Linked DNA regions of Homo sapiens: region 2 is linked to region 1. Evidence: read pairs that join two places in POLR2A ChIA-PET (ENCODE). Cell type or tissue: OCI-LY7. All regions are shown on one strand. Each heading gives the region's core, and the rest is flanking DNA. Links, peaks and the distances in the headings are about the cores only.

Region 1 (5,000 bases), core at 1-5,000:
GGATGGAGTCTTGCTGTGTTGCCTAGGCCGGTCTGAACTCCTGGGCTGAAGCAGTCCACCTGCCTCAGTCTCCCAAAGTGCCAGGATTCCAGGCGTGAGCCCACGTGCCCGCCAAGTCTTTGTAAGCGCATTTCCGGCTGTGTTTCCTGTGTGCTCCTGGCTGCTCCCTGCGGACTTTGATGAATAATATTTTCACTGGCATTCATTTCTAAAGAAGCTGTAATTTCATCAGAGTTCCTTTTTAATCGAGAAGTTTGTTCTGAAACATTTGAGTAACGTGGCCTTTTTGGGTTCCATCCACTCCTCTTTCTAGTCTCCTTCCCGGGCGGTCAGGGAGTGTTGTCTACACGGATCTCTGCCTTGGGGGATTGAGATCTTCTTGCTTGTTCACTTGGGTGCAGATTTTCCAGGGGTCCTGGGGTGATTTTCCTTTGGCTGAGTTTGCTGGTTGGTGTGGTGGGTAAACAAGCGGACCCCGGGGGCCAGTTGCCCACGTCCTGCTCTGCCTTTAGCCAGGGTGTGGCCCTTCACAAGTGACCTACCTCTGCCTCAGTTTCTCTGTCTGTGGCGTGAGGTGGTGGTGAGATTGCCTCGAGGTTTTTATGAAGATTAAATGATTTCCTATTTGTGAGGCACTTTGAGGTGTTAAGTTGAATGAATGAGAAACAAGCAGGCAGCCTGGGAGATTGTGAACTCCGACATCCAAGTCCGGTCGTTTTTCTTGTGGATTCTTGTTTTCTCCGTGTCTCTGTAACCTCGCGGTGTTGCTTAGGAGCCGTGCTGCTGGCTATGCAGGCTGATGGTTCTTACGTAGTTTTGATGACTTGCACCTTTTGCCAGTGTGGATTCTTTTTTTTTCTTTTTTCCTGTTCAGTGTGTTTTCGCTCTAACCCCCGATTCTCTTGTACTAACATCGCTACAGTTGCTGTTGGTCTCTGCTTCCACCCTCCCTGTCATTTGTTTCAGCTGTGTTACGGAGGCCTTTGCTTTGCTTTTTTGCACACATCTCAGGTTCTCTTTGATAGGAGAGTTTAACCCGTTGTCTTTGTTGTGAGAATACATTTTTTCCCCTCTCCATGAGGGCTTGGATCCGGTTTTGGTGTCTTCTTTCTCTGCTCTAATGGTTTGGGAATTTTGCATTCTCTTTCTGTTCTTCTTGTGGCTGCCCTTAAACTTGGATTCCGTGTCCGTTTGTGGGATTATCCGCGTCTATAACTTCGTGATGAGTTCCTGATCTCCGTCTTCCAAAACTTGGGAAGTCATCCGAGGGTTTGTTCCAGATTGTTTTGGGTAATTTTAAAATTTTATTTCACACTAATTTTATTCTAGGAATCGCTTCTTCATCTTACTGAAGTTTTGATGCGACGTTATAGTTATTTAGGCTTAACGGGAGGTTGCATGGGTTTTGTGGCCGTTTCTGGTGTCTTCCTGGTGTGTTTGGATTTGTGCTTCGCCACGTCCGCACGTCACTTCTGAGCCCAGTGCGGTGGCCCCTGAGCTCCTGCCGGTCACGGGCTGTGTGTTGTCCCCCTCACACCAGAGACAGTCGTTTCTTCTCTTAACTCTTAAGCCCTCCTCAGTCACTCGGATGAACTGATTAAATTCTGTGCTTTTAATACTAAGCATTAAAAAAAAAAAAACATATGAGGGAAGCACCTGCCACCCAGGCCCATGTTTCTGCTCTCAGCCTTGTGCCCTCCCCCGGTGGCCCCTCCAAAGGGCATGAAGCTGTGGATGCTGTGCCTGTGCCTGGAGGCTCTGGCCCTCCCACCCCTGGCTGGGCTCCAGCTCTAGGTTTGTTCAGCAGCCAACTCAGAGCAGCCGAGGCTCAGGGTGGCATCAGCCGGCCGCGCTGGCTTCACAGCCGACCTCTTCTCCATCATCTGACGGGCGCAGGCCCCCTCGCTGCCACCCCCACTGGTGGGCACTCAGCCTCAAGGCACAGGCCTCCTGGGACTGGTGGCTCCTCTGAATCTTCCTGAGAGAGGCAAGTTTAGTCATCGCTGAGCAACGCAAAAGCGTGTCGGGTTTATTTACTCACAACGATGTCTTCTAAACCAAAAATACTTGACGGGGCCTTTCTTTCTGTTTTCCGAGGGAGGGGATGGGGATCCTCCTGGAAGATGGTGCCCCCTGCACAGGTGAATGGCGTTTCCCACACTTGACCTTGGGAGTTTGGAAACTGGCGAAGCCGCCTCTTCCACTGCCCTTGCTGTTCCCTCCTGAGGTCCCTGGTCGTTCTTTCTCCTCTCAGTTCTGCCTCCCGCAGTCCCTGCATCTGCCACCTTCTCTGTGTGACCCCATTCCTTTCACAGCCAGAAGCCTCTTGGTTAGCCTCAGGTGACTCATTTGCTTCACAGCTGTTTTTTGCTCTCATCTTTTTTTAAGTATAAGCCATCGGTCTGTTTAATTCCAGAACTCTCCTTTCTGGAGCCTGACTTCTTTGGGAGCAGCCGGCGGGTTTCATGGATGCACGGCCACAGCTGTTCCGCTCTTTTCCCCCAGCTGCTGCTTCCAGAGCCTGGCTTTGCGTGGGCATCCTGAGGCCTCCGGGGACCGGGCGGGCAAGGGTGGGGTTTGTGGATAAGGAGTGAGGTGGGGGACGGGCCTGCTGCCCTGAGCTGGGGTCCTGAGTGTCCGCTGGGACTCGGGGGTGGGGGGCCATGCAGTCTTGGGGATACAGGGGCTCTACATGGACTTCGACCCCTGTGTGTGCAGCCTCCTCCGGTTCCAGGCCCCCGGGGTCTTCCCACCAGACTGAGGCTGGGCAGACGGGAGGGGCCTGCGCGTGGCTGTGACCCCGCCAGGGCAACCCCAGAGATTCCCGCCGCCTTCAGGCCCCTGTCAGATCCAAACACTCGGCCTCCGCCCATCTTCGTTTTCAGAGCCTCGGGATTGCCAGTGCCCTCCTGGTGCCCGTCTGTCCAGGGCTCTTCTGAACACGTCCCTGATGAAACTCTTCTCTCACTTCAGTAGGCTTTGTCCTCTGTCGAACCACAAAGGTTTGTGTTTGAGATTAGCTCCATTACCTGGATAGTGGGAGACAGATCCCGGCCCTCACTGGAGGCCCCTCTGGGTGCTGATGGCTCACACACCTGAGCTGCCAGGTGGCCCAGGAGAGGGCATGGGCACCTTCTCTCCCAGAGCTGACAAGCCCCGGAGCAAATGGCAAGGAAGTTAGAACAGAACTTTAGAGCTTTTTTATTTTTCTGAGACAGGATCTTACTTTCTTGCCTAGGCTGGAGTATAGTGGTGCAATCTCAGCTCCCTGCAGCCTCGACCTCTTGGGCTCAAGTGCTTCTCCCAACTCAGCCTCCCGAGTAGGGACCACAGGTGTGAGCCACTGTACCTGGCCTAGAACTTAATGTTTAAGAAGACTCTTGGCCGGGTGCGGTGGCTCACGCCCGTAATCCCAGCATATTGGGAGGCCGAGGCAGGCGGATCACAAGGTCAGGAGATCAAGACCATCCTGGCTAGCACAGTGAAACCCCATCTCTACTAAAAATACAAAAAATTAGCTGGGCGTGGTCGTGGGCACCTGTACTCGGAGGCTGAGGCAGGATAATGGCGTAAACCCGGGAGGCAGAGCTTGCAGTGAGCCGAGATCACGCCACTGCACTCCAGCCTGGGCGACAGAGCGAGAGTCCGGTCTCAAAAAAAAAAAAAAGAAGACTGGACCAGGCACGGTGGCTCACGCCTGTAATCCCAGTACTTTGGGAGGCTGAGGCGGGCAGATTGCCTAAGCTCAGGAGTGCGAGACCAGCCTGGGCAACAAGGTGAAACCCCGTCTCTACTAAAATACAAAAAATTAGCCGGGCATGGTGGTGGGTGCCTGTAATCCCAGCTACTCGGAGGCTGAGGCATGAGAATCGCTTGAACTTGCAGTGAGCTGAGATCGAGGCACTGCACTCCAGCCTGGGTAACAAGAGCGAGACTCTGACCTTCTACGAACCCTACATTCAGCTTCCCTTGGAGCGAGCAGCTGCCCAGTGGACTTCAGGGGCGTTCTGGGTCCTGGCAGGAGTCGCCTCCGTCTTTGGTGGTCCTGGCACCCACAGACCCAGTGGGACTGCAGGGCTGGTGTGGTCTCTGCTCATCTTCGCTCGTGCAGAGTTAGGAAACCCTTACCGGGCCTGTTGACTTGGTGGGTGTGATGTCCCAGCACCAGAAACAGGGGAAATGGCTCCTATACCCTGAGCAGGCTGGGGGTTCTGGTGTGGGGTCCCTGCCGCCCTCCAGAGGCTCCAATGGCTCTTGTGTCTGGAGCTGGAAATGTGGTTTGTTTTCACTCCTCCGAGTTGTGCCTCCCTGGCCCACTGGCTCCTGTCCGCACCCTCGGGCACGCGCTGTGCTCTTGGGACTTCACACCCGAGAGCCGGTCACCTGCTCCTGCTGCACGCCTGCTGGAAGTGGGCTCTGCCTGCAAGGGCCTCGCAGCCGGCGTGGTGAGGGTTGGCTGGTGGGGAGCGGAGAGCCCACCCATCCAGGCCAGAGCCCCTGGAGGTAGAAGGGGCGGAGGGTAGAAAGAGCCTCTCCTGGACTGTAGAGGTGAGGCAGGAGGTAGTGAGCTGGGACCTGGTGCCAGGCTGCCCCACGTGCCGTGGGTGGTGAGTCCGGGGCAGAGTGAACGGGTAAGGCTGGAGGTGAGGTTGGGGACCTTGGGGGCCTGTGGCGAGAACTTGCTGTTCACCCAGAGGAGGGAGATGAGGCAGTTGGGATGTGAGATCGGGGTGTGCTGTGGGATGCAGCCTGGCGTGGCTTTATCCCCAGAGGGTTGCCACTTAGCGCAGCTGCTCTGCAGTGAGCTGCCTGCACGGCCAGGGTGGCCATGCGGAGACCAGGCAGGCGTCTGAGCCAGAGGCCCAGGCAGGTGGCGGTGCGGGTGCAGCACTGGGTTTGGGGCATATTTAAAAGGGAGGGAGCCTGCAGGATTCGCTGGTGATCCAGATGCAGATGGCAGATCTTGGGCTCTTTTTCACTTCCAGGTGGACAAGGAGCTC
Region 2 (6,347 bases), core at 610-5,609, 53 kb before region 1:
TGGAGGCTGGGCGCGGTGGCTCACGCCTATAATCCCAGCACTTTGGGAGGCCGAGGCGGGCGGATGGATCACGAGGTCAGGAGATCAAGACCATCTTAGCTAACACAGTGAAACCCCATCTCTACTAAAAATACAAAAAATCAGCCGGGCGTGGTGGCAGGCACCTGTAATCCCAGCTACTCGGGAGGCTGAGGCAGGAGAATCGCTTGAACCTGGGAGGCGGAGGTTGCATGAGCCAAGATCGTGCCATTGCACTCCAGCCTGGGCAATAGAGCAAGACTCTGTCTCAAAAAAAAAAAAAAAAAATGCCAGGCGTGGTGGCTCACGCCTGTAATCCCAGTACTTTGGGAGGCTGAGGCGGGCAGATGACGAGGTCAGGAGATCGAGGCCATCCTGACTAACACGGTGAAACCCCATCTCTACTAAAAATACAAAAAATTAGCCTGTAGTCCCAGCTACTCAGGAGGCTGAAGCAAGAGAATGGCGTGAACCTGGGAGGTGGAGCTTGCAGTGTGAGTGGAGATCGCACCACTGCACTCCAGCCTGGGCGACAGAGCGAGATTCCGTCTCAAAATAAAATTTAAAAAAAAACTTTGAGATGGGTATTTAATGTTTTTGCCTGTCTTTTGGCAGGTAGGTATTGTGTGTGTGTGTGTGTGCGCGCGCACATGCCTGTGTGTAGTGTATGTGTCTAATTTCTCTGTGGGTATGACTGATATCTAACATTTTGTGTATAGTGTGGCATAACTACTTTGTGTATGTTATCAAATTTTTATTGAATATGTTGGAAATGAGCATCTATCTTTGTTTTTTGTTTTTGTTTTGTTTTTCTTTTTGAGATGGAGCTCCTTCTGTTGCCCAGGCTGGAGTGCAGTGGCGCGATCTCAGCTCACTGCAACCTCCACCTCCTGGGTTCAAGCGATTCTTCTGCCTCAGCCTCCCGAGTAGCTGGGATTACAGGCGCCTGCCACCACGTCTGGCTAATATTTGTATTTTTAGTAGAGACGGGGTTTCACCATGTTGACCAGGCTGGTCTGGAACTCCTGACCTCAGGTGATCCACCTGCCTCGGCCTCCGAAAGTACTGGGATTACAGGCGTGAGCCACTGCACCCAACCAATTTTGTTCTTTTTAAGGTTGTTTTGGCTATTCTGAGTCCCCTGAATTTCCATATAAATTTTAGGATCAGCTTGTCAATTTCTGAAAAAAGCTCATTAGGACTTTGATATGGATTGTGTTGAATGATTAGGTTGGAGACACCTTAACAATATTGTCTTCCCACCACGGACGCAGGACATCTTTCCATTTACTTAGACCTTCTTTAGATTCTTTTGGTCATGGTTTGTAGTTGTAGCTTTCAGAATATTAGTTTTGCACTCTTTGGCTACATTTATTTGCTTTTTAAAATTATTAGACTTTATGTTTCAGAGCAATTTTAGATTTACAGAAAAATCTATCAGAAAGTACGGCGTTCCCATATACCCCTCTCTCCCCCAAACCCTGCACTCCACTTCCCTGTTATCTACATCTCGCATGAGTTTGGTACTTTTGTTAGGATTGATGAACCGATATCGACACGATCTTCTTAACCGAAGTCCATCCTGAAGTCCACACTGGATGCTCTTTGTGCGGTGTGTTCTATATTGGTTAGTTAGTTAGTTTGTTTGAGACAGAGTCTCCCTCTCTCGCCCAGGCTAGAGTGCAGTGGTACGACCTCGGCTCACTGCAATCTCCGCCTCCCGGGTTCAAAGGATTCTCCTGCCTCAGCCTCCCAAGTAACTGGGATTATAGGCATGTGCCACCACGTCCGCCTAATTTTTGTATTTTTAGTAGAGACGGTTTTGCCATGTTGGCCAGGTCTCAAAACTCCTGACCTCAAGTGATCCGCCTGCATCAGCCTCCCAAAGTGCTGGGATTACAGGCGCGAGCCACCGTGCCTGGCCGTTGACATTCGATGTTTAACCTACACAGTTAACTGCACATTATTCCAAGATAGGCCAAGTCCATGCAGTGTCTCCAGGCTCTTCTGAGCAGGCCGGGGCTTTAGAGCGTGCTCCCTGCTCACCACACCACACGCAGCTTTCTGGTGGTCATTGCTGAGTTTTAGTTTTGTGTAAAAACACGCACACACAGGCCGGGCGCGGTGGTTCACGCCTGTAATCCCAGCACTTTGAGAGGCTGAGGCAGGCGGATCACCTGAGGTCAGGAGTTCGAGACCCGCCCAACCAACATGGTGAAACCCCGTCTCTATTAAAAATACAAAATTAAACTCCGTCTCTACTAAAAATACAAAAAATTAGCCGGACATGGTGGCACATGCCTGTAATCCCAGCTACTCAGGAGGCTGAGGCAGGAGAATCACTTGAGCCCGGGAGGCGGAGGTTGCAGTGAGCCGAGATCGCGCCACTGCACTCAAGCCTGGGGGACAAGAGCGAGACTCCGTCTGAAAACAAACAAAACAAAACAAAAAACTACACACACACACACACACACACACACACACACACACACAGGTGAACGGCTGGAATTATTTCTCCGGCGATGGTTAAATGATACTTGGGTTCAGTTGTTGGTGATGTGCCAGCTGCTCAGGGTCTGGTTCTTCTGACTCTTTTGTGGGCGTCCTGCCTCCCCATATCCGGCATCCTACCAGGCGTCCGAGCATGTTCCTAGCACGGTGTTTGCGTCTCCACCTGCAGAGTCAGGTTAGTCCTCAAGTCTGAAGCTCCTCACGACTCTCTCTTCCTCTGCTCTTGTGAGATCATCACGTCTGCGATTTCAGCCCTGCCTGGCTCCCCTGCGCTTCCACTGCTTCCCTGCCTCCCTGTCCTCAGCAGCGTCACTTACAGCCACACCAAGCTCTTCAACTGGTTTGTGAATTACCTCATGGACTGGTTTTCGTGTGTGTCCAGGACTATAAATTTTATTTCCAAGATTTCCACCTGGTTGATTGAAACAGGCATTCACTGATGCGTTCACCCAACAAACTCCCATGAGGCCTCCTCTGCAGGGCACCTGCGGGCACTTCCGGCTCCCAGAGGGGCCTGGCGTCTGGAGGGAGAAGTGGAAGGAGACTGAAGGGCGCCTGAGGTGGGCAGGCGGCACAAGCAGCAAGCGAGGGCGGCAATCTTTTTTTTTTTTTTTTTTGAGATGGAGTCTCGCTCTGTCGCCCAGGCTGGAGTGCAGTGGCACTATCTTGGCTCACTGCAACCTCTGCCTCCTGAGTTCAAGCAATTCTCCTGCCTCAGCCTCCCAGGTAGCTGGGATTCCAGGTGCCCACCACCACGCCCAGCTAATTTTTTTTGTATATTTAGTACAGATGGGGTTTCACCATGTTGGCCAGGCTGGTCTCAAACTCCTGACCTCAGGTGATCCACCCACTTTGACCTCCCAAAGGGTTGGGATTATAGGCGTGAACCACCGGGCCCGGCTGATTTTCAACATTACCAAATATCTAATCAGTGTCCCTCACCACGATTGTTGCGTAATGTGCTTCGTTTCGTTTTCAGTTTGCGTGACTCAGGATGCAAATCAAGCCATAGGTCTACACTCACTTCCTCTCGATTGTTTCTCTCATTGTATCTTCTTCAATCCCCTGCACAGCTGGTTGTGGAAGAAACAGTTCCTAGTCCTGAGAGTTTCTGCTGACATTCCAAGGCATCTCCCGCCTGTCCCCGAATTCTATAAATCAGTGTGAGACCCGGAGGCCTAATCAGTGTCTTAGTGTGGGTCCCCAAGAAGCAGAGCCTGAGCTAAGGGGCTTGGGGTGGGTTGGGCTGGGATCTTTCCTCGGGCGACCACCTTAGGGAGTCAGAAAGGGGCAGAGAGTGTGAAATGGGAAGAAACAGCAACGCTGAAGAAAAGGTGCATCCCAGGGCTGCCTGAGTCCCTGGGAGAGCTCCCCCTGCACCGTGGGCCCCAGCCAGAGAAGGCCTGGGACGAAGACCCACTGGGGGGCCTCCCACGGAGCAGCCAGAGGGGCGAGGCTGGGTGGGGGGACGGAGCACCTGCTGCACCTGTATTCAGGGTGGATTTTTAAGCAAGATCTCGTTGTAGCCGTGTCGCTTTCCTACCAGGAGGCCCATGACATCCGGCTGTCTCTCTGGTAATGTTCATATCAATGACGGTTGTTACCTGTGTCATTATCTCACTGGGGCTGTGACGGGGGAGAGTTTATTCTATACTTTCTTCATTTACCAGCTGCAATGTTCCTAGAGAGAAGCCAGCACTCGCCAGATCTTTGGCCACCCCGAGGTGTCGTGTGCATAAGGGAAGATGAGAGGCTGGTTGACGCCCACCCTTCACCAGTTTTGTAAATAACAAGCTGGCGCCCCAGAACCCATCCACAGCAGCTTTTTCAGTGGCATTATGCATTCGTGGTGCAAGCATCCTTACTGTGCTTCAATCAGTGGCTTCAGTCGTGGCCGGCGCACACTGATGGAGTTTCTTCCTCGTCGCGGGTCATATTTTCCTCTTTGCATGTCTGATGACTTTTGATTAGATGCAGGCGTTGTTCACTTTCCCTGTTGAGTTCTGAGTATATTTGCATTCCTATTAAATATCCCTGTGTTTTGCTCTGGACACAAAGTCAAGTTACTTGGAGACACATTGGTCCTTCCAGCCTTCTGAGCTTTGGAGTCTGGACCAGCGCAGAGTTCGCTCCTGTCCCACAGCTGACCGCCCTGCCTGGTGCCCCTGGGACGACGAGGACATCCTGGGGCCGGAGGGGGTGCAAAGACTCCCAGCCCTGTTCCGCCAGCTTCTTTCCAGAGTCCTTGCCAGCTCCGGGCAGCTCCCACATGCCTGCCCCATCCTGGAGCTCTGGCTGTGGGCAGTCCCTCCTCTCCGTCCCTGCCCTGTGGACTCTGGTGTGTGGGCCTCCCTGACTCCCAGCTTTGCCTCCTCCGCCCAGCTCCTCTCCCTGAGTTGCAGCCAGGAGGCTTCCTTTAGGCCTCGCCCCATTTGCTCCTCTCTCAGGCACCATGTCCTGTGCTCCCTGATGCCCAGTGTCTGAAGATCGTTGGATGTATTTTGTCCACTGTTTCAGCTGCTTCGGGAAAGAGGGTAAACTCACGCCCTGCACACACATGCCGATGGCACAGAGATTGAGGCTGTGAGCTTTGCCTCCCCCTGGTGTGAAAATACGTCATCTTCTGGCTTTGCAGTCAGTGCTGTGCACCTCAGTTTTGATCTGCCTTGTAGTTTTATGAGTCTCATGAGGGAATTCGGGGAGATACAAAATTCTTGCTACTGCCACCATCTTCCCAGAATCCACAGGGATTTATTTATTTATTTATTTTATTTTGAGACAGGGTCTTCCTCTGTCATCTGGGCTGGAGTACAGCGGTGCAATCTCGGCTCACTGCAACCTCCACCTGCTGGGCTCAAGCAATCCTCCCACCTCAACCTCCCAAGGAGCTGAGGCCACAGATGCACACCACCATGCACCACCATGCCCAGATACTTGTTGTTGTTTATTTTTAGTATAAACAGGGTTTCACCATGTTGCTCAGGCTGGTCTTGAACTCCTGGGTTCAAATGATCCACCAGTCTCGGCCTTTCAAAGTGCTGGGGTTATAGGCATGAGCCACTGCACCCCACCTATTTTTATTTTTTTATTTTTTATTTTTTTTAAGAGACAGGGGCCAGGCATGGTGGCTCATGCCTGTAATCCCAGCACTTTGGGAGGCCGAGACAGGTGAATCACTTGAGGTCAGGAGTTCGAGACCAACCTGGCCAACATGCCAAGACTCCATCTCTACTAAAAATTCAAAAATTAGCCAGGTGTGGTGGCTTATGCCTGTAATCCCAGCTACTTGAGAGGCTGAGGCACGAGAATTGCTTGAACGTGGGAGGTGGAGGCTGCAGTGAGCCGAGATCGTGCCACTGCACTCCAGCCTGGGTGACAGTGTGAGACTCCATATCAAAGAAAAGAAAAGAAAAGAAAAGAAAAGAAAAGAAAAGAAAAGAAAAGAAAAGAAAAGAAAAGAAAAGAGATGGGGTCTCACTATGTTATTCCAGGCTGGTCTCAAACTCCTGCGCCCAAGTAATCCTCCCGCCTCAGCCTCCCAAAGTGCTGGGACTACAGGTGTGAGCCACACTGGCCTCCACAAAGCATTTTTAGGGCAGGCAAATGGGTAGAATGTTCAATGGTAAATGGGTAGAACTTCAATGGTCCCTGCTCCAGGTAAATGGCAGCAACTGTGAGCCCTTTTCTCATCTCGCAGGACAGCATATCCTGGATACCGGAGGTCACTCTGTAAGTAAGAGTGTGTGGTACCATCAGTCTCTTCTTTATCAGTCTTCTTTATCTTTATCTCTTCTTTATTCACTATCCAAGGTGTGGAG

What was found. Peaks named below come from ENCODE experiments on the same cell type or tissue, not always from the same donor. Only the 100,000 strongest peaks of a DNase experiment are listed, where the experiment ranks them.
Region 2: POLR2A ChIA-PET joins it to region 1 with 6 read pairs; 2 of 35 experiments call an interaction of 5 or more read pairs at or near these places.

What each region holds. Positions count from the first base shown.
Region 1 is chr4:749,991-754,990 of GRCh38, forward strand. All of the region lies in intron 8 of PCGF3 (polycomb group ring finger 3), which reads left to right. It overlaps LOC124900163 (chloride intracellular channel protein 6-like), which reads right to left. Exons shown (of 2, transcript XM_047416474.1): 2 at 1-5,000. Among named protein-coding and RNA genes, the nearest start is that of PCGF3-AS2, 28 kb to the left of the region's middle. In OCI-LY7, for the core only: no CTCF peak of the experiment used is centred there; no DNase peak of the experiment used is centred there.
Region 2 is chr4:696,050-702,396 of GRCh38, forward strand. No RefSeq gene overlaps it. Among named protein-coding and RNA genes, the nearest start is that of PCGF3, 6.6 kb to the right of the region's middle. RefSeq lists an enhancer at 4,745-5,245. In OCI-LY7, for the core only: a CTCF peak has its summit at 5,148 (motif pointing left); DNase peaks (open chromatin) are centred at 3,012, 3,512 and 5,132; H3K4me3 peaks cover 1,282 bases; H3K27ac peaks cover 1,987 bases.